Linked DNA regions of Mus musculus: regions 1 and 3 are each linked to region 2. A link is a loop called in an ENCODE intact Hi-C map of the cell type or tissue named here. Cell type or tissue: heart. All regions are shown on one strand. Region 1 has its middle 6.2 kb from the start of Gm46828. Region 2 holds the start of Gm34434 (a long non-coding RNA gene). Region 3 has its middle 4.7 kb from the start of Gm33758.

Region 1 (2,500 bases), 140 kb before region 2:
CTTCCAGAGGTGACACACAGTCTTCAGGCCACCTCAGTGGCTCAGCCCATCTCATCTGGAAACACAAGCCCAGTCCTGGCCTTGAACACTCCCTGGGGGCTGGACTGGAATCAGGCTATTCTTTGGGCATTGCTGTAATTATGTCGGTCAAGGCCTGTGTTCTTGACAAAGAAGACATCCCTCTTACTCAACCTGAGTAATCCTTAATGAGTCCTTGTATCTTGTGATAAATTTCATAATTATTCAGCCCTACCACTAACACCGAAATTCATCAGTCAGAGCAAATTAGCCGAGATTCATTAGAATAAGACATCTAGTAGGCACATGCACTTTATTGGCCTCTTACACCAATAGTTTTAATTAGGTACATATTTCACAGCTCTCCAGCTACTCCAGTGAAGGGCTGCCTTTATCCCTTTTATTTACAGTAACAAGCTATCAAACACACACCACCATAATTAAACTTGGATATAAAAAAAAAAACTTGTTTTATTAATGGCAGCCTATTCTAGCCTTGAATTTCTGAAACCTGCACTAGACAGATATTTTTTTTATTAATTAAATAAATACTATTCAATTAAACTAAAAAGATGGGGTGATGCACTCGAGGGGGTGGTGAGCTCGATTTAAGAGTGAGACTTTCTTCTTCCTTCCTTGCAGAGCATTTCCTCTATGTCACCTTCAGCAGGGGGAGAAAAAAATCTCTTCATCAGATATTTTAGTGATGAGAAAAGTGATTAAAATCCAGAACATTTTTAAATTATTAATACGGAATTTAAATGATGTTATAAAAAGGGAAATACGGGAGAAAATGTTACACATTCATGGAATTTTGGCTCATGCATAATAAACAGTTGAAAACACTACTTGTGCTACCCAAATGAAAGAAGCCAGGCCAAACACTTTTCTCCACGGGCAATAGCAGCAATAAACGACAAAGGGCGCCATCTGCTGGCGCTCTGCTTATAAGCGTAATTCCGAGACTCGTCAGACCTGCCAGTTAGTAGGTGGTTTAAAAAGTGTGATATATTTTTGGTTGTGAGCCTGCCTAGCCCTTTTTGGCTAGGACTAGGGGAGCTGCAGGGGATTTGCAATCCCATAGGAAGAGCAACAATATTAACCAACCAGAGCTCCCAGGGACTAAACCAACCAACCAAAGAGTACACATGGAAGGACCCATGGCTCCAGCCCCGTAGGTAGCAAAGGATAGCCTTGTTAGGTATCAGTGGAAGGAGAGGCTTGGTCCTGTGAAGGCTCGATGCCCCAGTGTGGGGGAATGCCAGGGCGGGGAGGCGGGAGTGGATACTGGTGGTGGTGAGGGAGAACCCTCACAGAAGCAGGGGGTGGGGAGATAAAATAGGGGGTTTCCGGAGGGAAAACCGGGAAAGGGGATGACATTTGAAATGCAAATAAAGAAAATATTCCCCCCCCCCAAAAAAAAAAACAGAGTGCTATAACTACCTACGATGCTTGTGTGTACTGAGACATGGGAGAACTGCAAAGAGGGATGGTTTTGCTTCATTTTCAAGCCCTTTCAAGGGTTTCAGGCAAGGCAATATTGGCTGAGGGAAGGGGCTAGCCTTTCCTGCTTTACTCACTGTGACTTGTGCCTCCTTGGAAATGTCACAGCCAGATCCTTAAAAGGTGAATGACACAGGAGCCAAACTGTACAAATCACACACCCAGGCGAGGTATTGATGCCACCCAGAGCCCCCGGACCCTAAGGTCCTGGCTTGCTGGATCGCAGAGAAGCGCAGAACTCTAGGAAGCTTCTGCCTCCTCCCCCTGCAGGTTTGTGGCATCGTGGCCACCACTCCCCATGTCTCCTCTGTGGTGCCTACATCTCCCTTCCCATCCCGGTCTTAGTTGTTCATTTGTCTGCTGCTTGAGGACCAAAGTCCTCATTGCTTAAGACCCTGTCAGGGGGCTCAGGTGAAGTAAATCAAGTAACACTTGAACAGAGGTGATCTGTATTGGTTAATTAAACCAGTTTGCACATGCCAGTAAACAAAAGGATATGTGCAGCAGCCTTTGAGTGGCATCTCTGAAACATTCAGATCCTAGGCCCATTATCTCAACAGCTGCAAAGGGACTCTGTCACTAAGCCTGGCCAGCCAAACCTGCCTTTGTGGGGCTGCCAGACTTACAGCTTGGATGTCCACATTTCTAGAGAGCACAGTAAAGGACCCTTCTTGCTGGCTATATTTGCGTTGTATAATAGGGAACTAGATAATTTTAAGGATTCCTTTCATGTGGTTATACTTTTTGTTTGTTTTGGTCTTTAGGACAGTCTTCTAGGTGTTCTGGAATTCATTATGTAGCCCAGGCTAGCCTTGAAACCATGGGTATCTGCCTCTGCCTCTGCCTCTGCCTCTGCCTCTGCCTCTGCCTCTGCCTCTGCCTCTGCCTCTGCCTCTGCCTCTGCCTCTGCCTCTGCCTCTGCCTCTGCCTCTGCCTCTGCCTCTGCCTCTGCCTCTGCCTCTGCCTCTGCCTCTGCCTC
Region 2 (2,500 bases):
ATCCCCAATGTGAGGAACCCTGCCACCCAAGCACTTGGAGCCACTTGAAAGACACCAAGCTTGTCTCTCAGGCGCCATTCAAACTCCCTTCAACATATCATCCCCAAATAGAACAGAAATCTGAGGCACTAAGGGGAAAAAGAAAAAAGAAAAATGGACTTCTCAAAAAAATTATAAAGTTGTGTTTGGGGACCGAATAGGAACCCCAGTGTTCCCTGTAAGCATTAAAGGCACACCAAATGAGTGAGTGGCCTTCTCGGCGAAAAAAAAAAAAAAAAAGGCTTATATTTGGATCTCCAAAGCTCTTAAATAAGGGCAATTTTGATTCTCCTTTAAAGTGTCTCGGTAAAGCTCCCGAGCCACTGAGAGTTTTTTCCTTACAAACATTTTAGACTCCTTGATCTCAAGTCTTCGGAGACCTCACATTCCCTAACTGTTCCGTGTGGTTAATCCCTTGGTGGGAGACTCTTCTGAGGCTGCGTCCTCTTCTGAGGCTGCGTCCTGTCCCGGGTTAACAAGAAGGCAACCTTCATCTGAAGTCAACAGCGGCTCACAAGCATCTTAACTTTGGAGGGGGGTGCGGGGGGGGGGTGTTCTCTTTAATCCCTTTTTATGTCTTTCTGTGTCTCTCTGTTTCTCCGTGCCTCACTCCTTCACCCTCTGTATCTCTTTCCCTCCCTCCCCATCTCCCTTCCCCTCTGTATGCTTTCTCTCTCTCTCTCTCTCTCTCTCTCTCTCTCTCTCTCTCTCTCTCTCTCCCCCCACCCCCCAAACAAGTTCTTAGAACTTTTCTAAGACAAGACACTCAAGGCTTGGCTGTTTCTGTCTTAAGTCTCCGTATGAATGCAAATGAATTGTTCGCTGATTCATAAAATCTTCAACAAGGCCCATACTTCTTTTGTTATCAGGACGTGGTCATCTGCACATAGCCGACTGCACTCTGGTAAAGGCCATTTGGTACCTGACTCTCCCGGCAACCAGGAAGGCCAACAAGGCCTGGCTCACAGGCACCGCCTCCCAGGGCAGAGCCTCGCTCCCCTCCCTCCCGACCGCACAGCCCGTCGAAGGGCCACTCTGCGAGCTTATCCTGACCCCCAGTGGCCAGCACTGACATCCATCCCGCCCGCGCCGGGTTCCCTTTGGGCCAGCACCGCCCTAAGGCTCCTTAGATCCCAGCTTTAATTGACAATTAGAGCAAACTTCAGTTCTCACAGGCATCAGCGAGTGAAATTTCGCAACTTGCAAGTTTCACAATTCAATTCCCTTGAAGCAAAACCGACAGTTTCCCTGAGGTTTCACGCCACACCTCACCATTTGTTGTTTAACTTCCCCCACAAGTTTCTCTCACCACCCCCCACCCCACCCCACCCCCACCCCCACACTTTTATTTTCGAGTCAGCCGTGGAAACAGTTTAATTATGTTTCTGAGGTCCAGCACCCCCCCTCCCCGCTTGTCCGGATGTTGAGTCAGCAATTCATAGCGCGGGGGGGGGGGGGGGTTAATAACCACCGTAGTAGATCTTCCAGGGACCACCCCATTCCTAGGGAGCCATTAATGGCTTCCGCCCACCCTCTTGCTTAAATCCAGGCCACCCATAGGATGCAGCCAGCAAACCCTCCTGACCCAGGTATGGAAGGGCTGGCCCGGTTCAGCAACCGAATACCGGATGACTTTGGCTTCCGGATACTGCCACACTCTAGTTTTAATATAAGTATGTCCCAAATACTGGCGGGGATGCATTTGAACCAAAAAGGTATTTGTGGTTTATCTGAAATTCACATTTTTTGGGCCCTCCGTTTTATTGGGTAACCCTACTAGCGGACAAAGGAGGGGCTGGCTTTTACCAGTTTTATAGCTCAGATTCATGGATAGATCAGAGGGCCTGGCTCCTTCGAGGATTAGTGAAAACTTTCGGTTTTTAAGCAGTAAAGAAACACAACGTTGATTACTGGACGCCCTGGAAGGGCTTAGTCTGTCTCCTCTGTCCATGCCTGTAATGGTGGCCACCCTCCCCATCCCCCCCAGCAGTGGCTCTTACCACCTCATCCTCTCCTGCACAGCCAACTAACTCTCCAGGCTTCTGCTGGCTCCCCACCTACCATAGAAGTTAAAGCAAAAGTTAAAACCAAGGTAAGTACTTTTAGGGGCAGTGGATTGATTGCAGCAGTATCTTCAAGAGGTTCAAGAGGCAGCCTGTGTGCACTGACATGTAAAAGGTGTTTGAAAAACAAGTTTTAAATTACAGTTATTTTCTTTAAAAAAAAAGAAAATTAAAAAAAAAGAGGTCTACGGCCCTGGGAACAGCGTACAGATCTGTAAGCCACCTCTGCAAGTTTGTCAAATGTTAAATGGAAAATATTTGGCAGGATTTAAAATTAGCCTTGCACACATTACTTACAGATGTTTCCAACCAAGACATGAGACTGAACCACACCAAGTCATAAACCCCACAATGGTGTATTTTTTTATATCCCAAGTTAATTTTTATTATATAAGTAG
Region 3 (2,500 bases), 780 kb before region 2:
ATTTTAGCTGACCCCATTTGCATTGCTTTTCGGGGGAACCTGGTCACAGTGCCAGTGTCCCCTTCTTCTTAAGGGGCACTGCTAACCTTAATGACTGGCTTCTGGTGGAGGATTGGTTTTCATTTCATTCTGAGTCCTTAGTAACTAACAATCGTCCTCTAAATTTGCTCCCAAGGCTGTGATGGACCAAAGATGCTGTCAGAGTTTGATCCTGTCTCAACAGCAGACCAGACCCTGTCCTGACAGGGCTTTTGCACCAGCCCTATAAGGAATACTTTTAGAGACTGTATAAGAGGCCCACTGTAGTCTGTCAGCACTTGTGAAAAGTGTGCTTGTGAGTTGAGACAGACATTAGAAACTCAAACTAAAGCTAACAACTGAAAACAAACGAACAAACAAAATATGCTGAAGTTTAGGAAGATTTCGATCTGGAAGGACTATTGAAATAAAGGCCTGGGACCTTTACCCCCAACCTCGAAAGATATATCCAAGGAACTATTTACAGTATAATGACTCCAAGAACCCATAGCAAGAAGAAGGAGGAAATGGAGGAAGGACAGGAGGAAGGGGGAGAGAGAGGAGAGAGATTCCCAAACAGAATCTGTTCAGATCACGGGGAGATCTTGTTCCAATAGACTATGAGCTGGTAGGTCTGGGTAGAACCCAAGAGTCTCAGACGTTCTGGCTGGCTCGGGTGCTCTCAGGACAACACACAGACAGTGAGATATTCCCTATGGTCCACAACTGCTCTGACACTGCAGCAAGCTATTCCCTCTGTGCAGTTCTTTTCCTTCCCTGGAGACACTGGATTTCAATGGATGGTGAAGAGACCTTGAACCGTGACCTTAAGCTTGGCTGTAGGAGATAACTCTCAAGCCATAGCCCATGATAATTAAATCCCCAAAAATTGGCCACAAGAATCAGTAGTTTTAAAAATTCTTCTGGTAGTTCCAATATATACCCATGATAGAGAATAGAAGCTTTTTAACAAAAATGATATTGGTGGGACTCAAAGAAACATGACTATCGGTGGCTTCTCTGACACTGCCAGGCAATGCCATAGGTCTCTATATTTTTCATAGATAAACCCCCACATTCAGAGCTTAAACATAAAACATGGATTATGCAGCTTTCCCCTGGGTTAAGCTGCTAGGAACAATGTTAGACGACACTGAGGGCAATGTCTCCTGAAATAGGCAATGAATGGAAAGAACACAGACCTCTCTGGGTACCACTATTGTGTGAAAACAAATCCTGTTGCTGCTGGTCTGTTTGATTTTTAACCAATAATTTGGTGGTGCCATTGTAAAAATACATGCTCTATCAAACAGGCACTGCAGGTCTGCACAAACTGCTCATTGCCTTTGTGTCAGACTGATGGGTTTAGGTGCTCTGTCTTCTGGAGCTAACTGGCTACTAGAGTTACTGGTTCTTGGAGCTGCCCTCTGTCACCATTAGCTGGGCAGCAGGGGGAGCTACAGTTACCATGGAAAACACCCTGCGTGACCTGGCCCCTAGAGAACTTTTTCAAGTTCTCTTCTGAAAGTGTTTTTCCTAACAGCTCTTCAAGTCATGGCTAATGTTTACTGCCCCAACCCGAATCTGGACCAGAAATCCTCAGGTTCTTGTTGGGTCTGTAGATAATCTGACAGGAATGACAAAGGATGTAATAGTCCATAGAGCCAAGTTCAAGTCACAGCGCTACTGCTTATAGTAAATTAGGTCTTCCTGGATGATACTCCTTGTTCAAAAGGACTGAGCCACTATAACAGAATGTATCAAATATAAACTGAGTTCCTGGCTTTGACTCTGAACAAGGGCAAGGATAAGTTTTTTTGTATCAGTCCTCAGTCAAGTGGGTATGTATCAGATCAAGGACCGTTCCTAAGACTTAGATTGTAAATGTGTTGCAGAACATTGGTTGAGTAAGGACGAGGTTAGAGCCATGATACTGTTACCATGGCCTAAGAGTCTGAAAGAAAGTTTAAAACTGCTGGAAAGGAAAGAATTGATTGAACTCACTCTGCCCTGAAACACAAAGTCAGAGTGGCTGCTTTCTCAAACCTGAGAAGATTTTTGAAACTGCTATGGTTGAGCCCCTTAGAGGGAAAGCTCTCCAAAGAAATCAAGCCATGTTATTCTAACCTCCTTAAGGTGTCTAAGTATAACTCATCCCATAGCCAACGATGTTTTCCCTCTCTACTCTCAGTTGTACCTTCATCCACCCTCCCTCCCTCCTTGGTACTGATGTAGAAAAGGTGGAACCCCAGGGATTATTTAGCATACCTTTCCACTCACAGTATGGGTGTCTTTAGAATTCTTGTTCTGAGATGACCTAAATGTCTCCTCTGGGAGGAGTCAAAGGGTGATTGAACCAATACTTTTCTCTTTAGAAAACTTTGTTCACAATGATGCCCAAGGGCTTTAATGTGTTGCTATTACTGATAATTCTCTGGACAAAAATAATATGGAAACTTCATGTGATATCATGGTTTCTCTG

The links. A loop is a pair of places that touch in the nucleus more often than their neighbours do. Peaks named below come from ENCODE experiments on the same cell type or tissue, not always from the same donor. Only the 100,000 strongest peaks of a DNase experiment are listed, where the experiment ranks them.
Region 1: a loop joins it to region 2, with 2.6 times the contacts of the local background. A loop is called at or near these places in 5 of 42 quality-filtered maps.
Region 3: a loop joins it to region 2, with 2.6 times the contacts of the local background. A loop is called at or near these places in 5 of 42 quality-filtered maps.

What each region holds. Positions count from the first base shown.
Region 1 is chr3:144,241,284-144,243,783 of GRCm38, forward strand. No RefSeq gene overlaps it. Among named protein-coding and RNA genes, the nearest start is that of Gm46828, 6.2 kb to the left of the region's middle. In heart, a CTCF peak has its summit at 951 (motif pointing left); a DNase peak (open chromatin) is centred at 988.
Region 2 is chr3:144,380,071-144,382,570 of GRCm38, forward strand. It overlaps Gm34434 (a long non-coding RNA gene), which reads right to left and starts at 2,085. Exons shown (of 3, transcript XR_001784068.1): 1 at 2,040-2,085. In heart, a CTCF peak has its summit at 1,102 (motif pointing left); a DNase peak (open chromatin) is centred at 1,071; H3K4me3 peaks cover 1,329 bases; H3K27ac peaks cover 1,411 bases.
Region 3 is chr3:143,597,820-143,600,319 of GRCm38, forward strand. No RefSeq gene overlaps it. Among named protein-coding and RNA genes, the nearest start is that of Gm33758, 4.7 kb to the right of the region's middle. In heart, a CTCF peak has its summit at 1,472 (motif pointing right); no DNase peak of the experiment used is centred here.